Linked DNA regions of Homo sapiens: region 1 is linked to region 2. A link is a contact called in ENCODE Hi-C or POLR2A ChIA-PET data. All regions are on one chromosome and are shown on one strand. Each heading gives the region's core, a stretch centred on a gene start or an enhancer-like site at or near the end of the contact. The rest is flanking DNA. Distances are from core to core; before and after follow the strand shown.

Region 1 (5,843 bases), core at 168-2,667, 160 kb after region 2:
GGCTCAGATACTGAGATTCTTCTCCTAAGACATTGAGATCCCCACTCCTCTTGAGTGGTTATAGAGGAAGGAAACAGAGTAGGAATCAAATCCAAATTTTGACATGAGGGCATTTTAAAGAAGGGACTGAGAAGGGAGACTGTTTTCAATGTCTTGGCATTGTGTTCTAAGAAAAATCACTCTCGGCCGGGCGCGGTGGCTCACGCCTGTAATCCCAGCACTTTGGGAGGCCAAGGCAGGCAGATCACGAGGTCAGGAGATCGAGACCATCCTGGCTAACACGGTGAAACCCTGACTCTACTAAAAATACAAAAAACTTAGCCAGGCGTGGCGGCGGGTGCCTGTAGTCCAGGCTACTCGGGAGGCTGAGGCAGGAGAATGGGATGAACCTGGGAGGTGGAGCTTGCAGTGAGCCAAGATCGCGCCACTGCACTCTAGCCTGGGCGACAGAGCGAGACTCCGTCTCAAAAAAAAAATTTTCAAAAAAAAAAAAATCACTCTCATCACAGAAGGAACACATTACTTTGACCTTTCTAAGACCTTCACAAGAAGAGGGTTTAAAACACTCATGACGAAGAAACTTCCTAGCATATGCTCTCCCTGGGGACAACTCTATCAGCTGCTGTGGCAACACACTTCTCCCACACTGTCACTCGGCGTTGAGCGAGACTGAGTCACACTTTTCATTCCAGTCTTAACCTCTACAAAGTCTTAGGGGAGCTCATGGAGGCCTTTGAATCCTGGGTAAGGCAGCATTTATATTTCCAAATGGGTTCTGACCTCTGGCCGTGGGCAGTGACAGTGTGATCCACAGCCAGGGCACTCTCACGTTTGATCATCGAGGGAGGATACCAGGAACTGGCCTTCCGAGAACACACTCTCAAGCTGGGTGTTAAAAAGGAAATCGCACCCTGCTCAGCCATGGATGGATTCAGTGGGTAGGAGGATGGGGACAAGAAGGTCTGGAACATGGTACAGTCAACCCTCACTTTTTGGCAGGTACCCACCAACCAAAACTCCTCTGGGTACTTACAAGATTTCTCAGAACTCTGCCAAAATGGACACCACATTATAATCACTACATTCAAAAATCCTAAGGCCAGGCATGGTGGTACAAGCCTGTGATCTTAGCACCTTGGGAAGCTGAGGAGGGAGGATCGCTTGAGCTCTGGAGTTCAAGGCCAACCCAGGCAACATAGTGAGACCCCATCTCTATTTAAAAAAAAATAAAAAATCCTCTAAAACACTCCCCTTCTCTAGAGAAACGAACATTAGGGGCCTGGGTCACCCTCACTGAGGCTCCATAAACCCCGAATCGTTTCCCAACAACCATGTGCTCGAGGGGTGGTCTTTACCGAGTCGCGATTGGCACTGGTTGCAGACCGTGACACAGTGAACAGCCACGCACAAAGCGGGGCCTGTTCACAGCCGAGGACTGTGGGGCTCTGTGCAGCCTTGTGGTTTCCAACTTCTAAACTCCAGCAGAAAAGCCAAGGCTGGAAAATGAACTTTTAATCTTACTCAACATAGGCAAACACAGAATACAAAAACATATTCTCTGTTGGGACCCAGAATCGAGAAAAACAAACTCGGGAGAATATTTTTCCTTTGCAACGCACACAAATATATGTTTTATAGCAGCACAAATGTGTCTTCCCAACTTTTGCAGAAAAAGAAATTACATCCCCACCACTAATTCCCAAGTTAGAATTTTTTAAAAGAAATCTTTCACAAGAAAATGAAAAGCCCTAGTCTTAAGTAGTAATACACTGAAACATTTAAGGCTAAGGCAATACCACCACGGACAGCAAAGAAATCGAAATGAAAAACAACCTTTCTGCTGCTTTGCAGAGTCAGCTTCAGTGAGGCGTAAACATCATGCTGGGAGATCCCTGATTCACAGAAATGATGAAGCCAGGGATGCCTCTCAAATTCGGTTCTCACAATCAGCATTCCGGGAGATTTGCTCCTGAAATCCACACCATGATAAGAGGCCCCCAACAGAAACCTCTTCTAGGGCTTCCTCCACTGCACCAGAGTTAGGGCAGATGTGTGCCCACCCATACCTTGTAGGGTCTGACCACAGGGATCTATATTCTGTCAATTCCAGAAACTTCTGTCAAATACGTACTTTTACTCCCTGCAGTGGTCCTCCCTTATCCTCTGGGAAACTTCCCAACACCCCCAGTGGGTCTGAAACTGCAGTAATACTGAATCCTATATACACTATTTTTTTCCTATACCTACATACCTATGATGAAATTTAATTTAGAAATTAGCCACAGTACGAGATTAACAATAATAAAATAGAACAATTATAACCATATGCTAGCATCACCACTCTTGCACTTTGGGGCCATGATTAAGTAAAGTAAGGGTGACTCAAACACACGCACTGTGATACCAGACAGTGGATCTGAAAGCTGAGAGGGCCACCAAGTGACGCACAGGCAGGTAACACAGACGGCGTGAATCCACTGCACACGGGATCGTTCACATCCCAGGCAAGACGCTACTCAGAATGGCATGCAACTTAAAACTCAGGAAGAGTTTCTTTCTGAAATTTTCCATTTAATATTGTCAGACCACAGCTTTCTGCTGGTAACTGAAACCACAAAGAGTGAAACCATAGATAAAGGGGGACTACGATATTGCTAACATACTCAGACTGTAAGACAAAAAGATGAAGGCCCCAAGAGGGAAGGATGTAGGAGGCTGCGCAGAGGCTGGACAGACTGAACTCACTGGCCCACCTCTAAGATCTTGAGAGAATGGCTCTTCTTCTGTTCTTAAGATTCGGGGAACAAAAGTAAGAGGAAGCCCCAAACTCTTTAGACACAGAAGATATCTGCTAATTCACATGGCCCGGCCAAGCCAGTTGGGTCCAATTTGGCAGCTGGGATTTTGGTAGGTTTTGTGAAAAGACCCTCAACAGCTCCCAGGACTCTGTCTCATTACTAAGCAGCAGCTCCACGGGGGACCGTGTGTGGAAGCTTGGAGAAGCTGTGGGGTAGGGGTGGACAAAGAAAACCAACCCCCAGATCCATTTCCTGGGCATAAGGTGACCTGCTAGGAAGGTACAGAACTAAAACAGAATGACAATAAAACAGAGACCCTAGCAGACATGGCTACATCAGAATCAACAGCTCCTAATTTTTAAAATATTATGAAATGACTCATACAAAAGACTAAAAAGAAAAATATGAACATCCATTAGCCTACCACCCAGGTTTACCAAACCCTAACATTTTGCCATATGCACTTTAGATATTTATTTATATATATATGTATGTGCCTGTGTATACATATATATGTGGGGGGGGGACACACACACATGTGTATATGTATATATATGTCATCTCCCTTCTAGAGGGGGACAACACCCTGAATGGGCCACTTACCACTTCCACCTGCTTTTGCTTCTATTACATGTATCTATCTCTACCAACAAAATACAGCCGTTACTTTGTGTGTTGGTAATTGCTGTGTAAGTGACATTGTTCTGGGTGCTATTTGGTAACATTTTTTGACTAAACTTTGTGAGAATATTCATATAGATACACATAGCTTTGGTTTATTCTTTTTGTTTTTTTGAGACAAAGTCTCTCTCTGTTGCCCAGGCTGGAGCTCAGTGGCATGATCCTGGCTCACTGCAACCTCTGCCTCTCAGGTTCAAGCCATTCTTGTGCCTCAGGCTCCCGAGTAGCTGGGATTACAGGCGTGTGTCACCACGCCCAGCTAATTTTTGTAGTTTTTAGTAGAGACGGGGTTTCACCATATTGGCCAGGCTGGGGTTTATTTATTTTCACTCCTATATTACATAGTTGAACCACAAATTATTAGCCATACTCCTATGCTTTTAGGTTTTAAAAATTTATGCTGTCACACAAAATTGTAGTGTGACATGTCTACCATATGAGTGAAAAATCTCCTTTATACCCCTGAAGCCAGCCACCCAGGGTCGCTTCCTGGAGATAACCATTGTGACAGAAGTCATTTTACTGTTTATAAGTTATTTTCTTCAAAAGACTTTGGTAATGCATTTCAAAGTCAGGTTTTCAATTACCAGGAATTTACTTTGGTATGTGACAGGAAACAGTGATAAAACTTTCCCCATCAGTTTAATTACCCAGCACCATTTCCTGACTGGTCTTTTCCTTCCCCCACAGACTCAGATGGCCATTTCTGTGCCATTCAGTGGATCTGTTTCTAGATTCTACACTTTGTTCCACTGTTATATTTATGCCCTGCATCAATGCCACATTTTCAGCTTAAGCATCCCCTACAAAATTTCTACTGGAATTTGCATTTGAATCACACTGAGTTTATACATGAACGTAGGAAGGATTGATATTTCTAACTATAGAAGCTATCTGTCAATGAATATGGTATGCTAGAGCACTACACTGATTTAAATGTTTTCTTCGAAGCCAGGCACAGTGGTTCGTGTCTGTAGTCCAAGCTACTTGGGGGGCTGAGGCAGGAGTTCACTTGAGTCTTGGAGTTGAACACCAGCCTGAGCATCATAGCAAGACCCTGTCTCTTAAAAAAAAAAAAAAAGTTTTCTTCCATACTTCTATAAGATTTTAATGATTTTCTCCATAAAAGTCTTACACGTTGTTTTGTTGATGGTTAGAATACCTTTTGTAAACTACTTCTTCTACTCCTCAGCTACAGACAACCAGCAAAGTAATTCATTTCTGCATATGTATAATTTACCCAGCTATCATCTATGTTCTTGTCAAATCTAGGAGTTTGTAGATTCTTTCTGATTTTTTTTAATAAAAAGTAAGCTGTGGAAAAAAAGACAGTATTGTTTCTTGCTTTCCAAACCATATGATCTCATTTCTTTTTCTTGGCTTAACAGAGCTGGCTGAGAACTCTGATGCAGTGCTGAGCAGAGTCTGTGCAATAAGCTGCCTTGTAGCATTCGCAAGTTACTACTTCTAATGTTTTACTACCAGTGTCGTACCAACTGCAGGTTTCTGGCAGAAATCTTTCCTCAGGTTAAGTAGCATGTCTTATATTCCTAGTTATCTTTTTAATATAATTGAGTATTAGATTTTACCAATTGCAGTTGACATTTTCTCCTTTAATCTGAAGTATGTGGAATTACAGTAATGCACAGTCTAATAATGCCAGTTCACAGAAAGTTTCTATGGTATAAATGTTTCTTGATGGAGATTCTTTTCTAACACATCACTAGATTTGGTTTGTTAACATTTTTATGTGAGATTTCTATGTGTATTTTAAAATGAGAAAAATCAGAGGTGATTCTCAGACTGTTTTCTGATCTTGGTATTAGGGTCTCTTGAGTCTCATAGAATAAGCTAAAAATCATTCCTTTTCCCCTATTCTTTGGCATAGTTTGTGTACAGGTAGGGTTTTCTGTTCTTTGTAGATCTGGAAGAACTTGCCCATAAAACCATCAGGATTAGTGTTCTGAGATCTTTTCTTAAAGGGGGAAGGCTGGCTAGAGTGCTGATTTTTAACAATTTCGATACAATTTAACAACATCAATTTCAATGATGATTCTAGGACCAGCTGCTGGCTTTCTGATCCAATCTATAAAATTAATATTCATTATTCCTTCCTCCATCTTCCACTGGTTTATTCTGTCTTTTCTAACTTTCTGACACGGCCATTTATCAACTTTCAGTCCTTTCTCTTTTCTTGCAGCAAATATTTAAGGCAATAAATTTCCCCCTAAGTACTGCTACGGCTTCATCCTACAAGCTGTGATGCTAACACATCTTCCTAACATCCATACGTGACTGAATTTCATGAATGTCTCCAGCTGCCTCCCCAGTGGTCAAACCACCTACAAGGTCTTAGGTCTGCTG
Region 2 (2,700 bases), core at 1-2,500:
GTCCAGTGAAGTGATGACTTGGTTTATAAAAGTGGACTGATGTCTATACCGATGTGGTTTTTACAGCTCCATAATTTAAACCTTTCATCAGAAGGAAGAGTGTTCAGGAAAACCAGTAAGAGCTCCTGTCTCAGGAGCTCAACAGGAATGGAGATGCCTGTGACGAGAGCCACTGTGGCACGGCGTCCACTGCCACCCAGCACCAGCCTGGCCGAGGAGAATGAGACACGGACCCTCCTCTAGAAGGCCGCAGTCCAGCAGGGGAGGCACGCCCAGGGCATCTCAGAGGAAGAAAGGGGCTTCCAGGAGGAGGCAGGACCGGTCCTGGGAACCGAGGAAGGAAAGGGACTTCCAGAAAGGAGAGAAGGAATGAGCAAAGGGGAGGTCCCAGAAACTGCAGGAGGGGTCAGGAGACGAAGAGAAGAGAGGTTGGCCCAGGGTTCCTCCAACGGTGGGGCCATGTGGCAACCTGAACTTTATCCGGAGCCAGGTGACTGCTGTTTCTGCCTGGACCGTTAGATTGCCTGGTTTATATCTGTCTCCCCACTGGGCTGTGAGCCGCTGAGGGCACGACACAGGCAGGAGCCTGACGCGAGCCCCATCTGGAGGGGTGAGCTCTCACCTCAGTCCTTAGGACCCCAGACACCTTTAGGTGTAAGGTTTTTTTTTTGTTTTTGTTTTTGTTTTTGTTTTGTCTTAAAAAAAAAAAAAAGGAAACTCATTACATACTGTCTTACACAAACTAAACCACTAGATGGTGCTAAGTGACTTTAATGAGAAATGAGACATGGGCGGTTCCCACTTTGCAATTTTAAAAAGTGACTTTCTTTACTTCCCTGTCACAGAAACTCTCAGTCCATGCAATTTAGGGAACTAGAATTACCTGTCCTTTCCTCTCCACCTGTCCGAAGTGCTTCCTCCGGGGCTCTTACGGGTATATGTGCACTTATTTGAAGGAGAGGCTTCCAGCTTCCAGCTCCAAGCCCAGGCACTATTCTCCCATCGTCCGCCCAGCGTCTCCCAGACTGAGCCCGCAGAGCCACGTGGAGGGCTTAAACAAGGCGCACCGGCCCGCCCCAGAGCTCCTGGGTCAGTGGTCTGGGGTGCCTGTGAATCTGCATTTCTGACAAGTTCCCAGGTGGTGCCCCCGCTGCTGGGACGGGGACCTCACCCTGACGACCCCTGCTGTGGAGAGTTCGGGAAGCTTCGGACGCCCTAACCATAGGCGGAACCCGCTGCCACGGCCCTGGTGCTAGCAGACGCTCTCTCTCGGCCCGCCCTCCACCGAGTTCCGGCCACAGAGCGGGCCCTGCCCGGCGGTGTGCGGCCACATCTTCCTTCAGCTCTAGCTTAGCTGCTACATTGGGAAGCCACTAAAACCTTTAAAACCAGCAAAAACCCAGCCACAAACATTTGAAATGAGGCCCAAGCCTGGGACACAGGGGGACCAGGTGGAACATTCGCCCACTCCCTGGGACCCGCCCTTACCCTGTGGTTCTCAGTGTGGCTCCTGGACCAGCCGCAGCACCATCACAGGGACACCTAGACATGCAGCATCCCGGGCCACACCCCAGACCCACTGAGTCAGGAGCTCCCGGGCGCACCCAGCCACGTCTGGGTTTTCATCAGAGCTAAGGAGGCAGAATTTTGGCCCCCGTGACCTTTTCCCCTTGGTGCTACACCCTTGAATATGTTACATGGCAAAAAGGGACTTTGCAGATATAATTAAAGTTCTTAATCAGTTACCCTTTTTTAAGGAAAGGAGTTTATTCAAGATTATCCCCTAAAAACAGAAGTCAGAGAAACGTGTAAGTCCAAGTCATTGAGATGAGACGCAGGAAGAGGGTTCAGAGTTCGCTGCCGGCTCCGAACGTGGAGGGGCCTGAAGCCAAGGAGCCTGGGCAGCCCTGACAGCCACTCCTGGCCAGCAGCCGGCAAAGAAACAGGGTCCTCACTCCTGCCAAGAACTTGAATGAGACTGGAAGCAAATTCTCCCCTAACAGCCTCTGGACAAGGGCCCAGGCTGGCCAACATCTTTCTTTCTACCTTTTGAGACCCAGAGCAGAGAAACCGATAGGACCCACCCAGACTTCCCACCTACACAACTGCGATGACACGGGTGCTGGTGGTGACTCATCAAGGCAGCAACAGAAAATGGACACAGCCGTGTTTCATCAGCTACATGCTATAGCTTGTTACTGAGTGAGTATAAGCACATCTGTCATTTTATTTAAAATGATTCAGTAATATTTTGATAACTGTTTTAATATAATTAGTTTCTTTTTTTTTTTTTTTGGAAACGGGGTCTCATTCTGTTGCCCAGGCTGGAGTGCAGTGGCTCAGTCTCAGCTCACTGCAGCCTCAACCTCTCCAGGCTCAGGCAGTCCTCCCATGTCAGCTTCCTAAGTAGCTGGAACCACAGGCACGCACCACCACGCCCAGCTAATTTTTGTATTTTTTGTAGAGGTGGGGTTTCGTCATGTGGCCCAGGCTGGTCTCAAATTCCTGGACTCGAGCAGTCCACTCACCTTGCCCTCCCAAAGTGCTGGCATTACAGGCGTGAGCCACCACACCCAGCCTGGTTTCCTTTAAATTATCTGTATTTTATTTTATGCCTTTACCATCATTTTTCTGAGAAGCGGTCTCCATCAGAATGCCACGGGTGGGAGTGGAGGAGGCAGCACAGAAGAGATGTTTGAG

The links. Hi-C counts contacts between places; a loop is a spot of excess contacts on that map. ChIA-PET counts read pairs that join two places held with the same protein, here RNA polymerase II (POLR2A). Pooled maps may share reads with other maps.
Region 1: a loop to region 2 is called in a pooled map, with 4 times the contacts of the local background. The contact joins two enhancer-like sites. A Hi-C loop is called at or near these places in 4 of 50 pooled maps. POLR2A ChIA-PET finds 5 or more read pairs at or near these places in 2 of 52 experiments (BJ and H1).

The regions. Positions count from the first base shown.
Region 1 is chr20:17,661,797-17,667,639 of GRCh38, forward strand. The region is part of intron 2 of RRBP1 (ribosome binding protein 1); the gene reads right to left. Among named protein-coding and RNA genes, the nearest start is that of RRBP1, 18 kb to the right of the region's middle. Within about 2 kb of position 1,418, at least 8 of the 41 ENCODE cell types and tissues checked have a DNase peak (open chromatin) inside an H3K27ac peak, as active enhancers do.
Region 2 is chr20:17,504,246-17,506,945 of GRCh38, forward strand. All of the region lies in intron 5 of BFSP1 (beaded filament structural protein 1), which reads right to left. Among named protein-coding and RNA genes, the nearest start is that of BFSP1, 26 kb to the right of the region's middle. RefSeq lists an enhancer at 267-790. Within about 2 kb of position 1,251, at least 19 of the 41 ENCODE cell types and tissues checked have a DNase peak (open chromatin) inside an H3K27ac peak, as active enhancers do.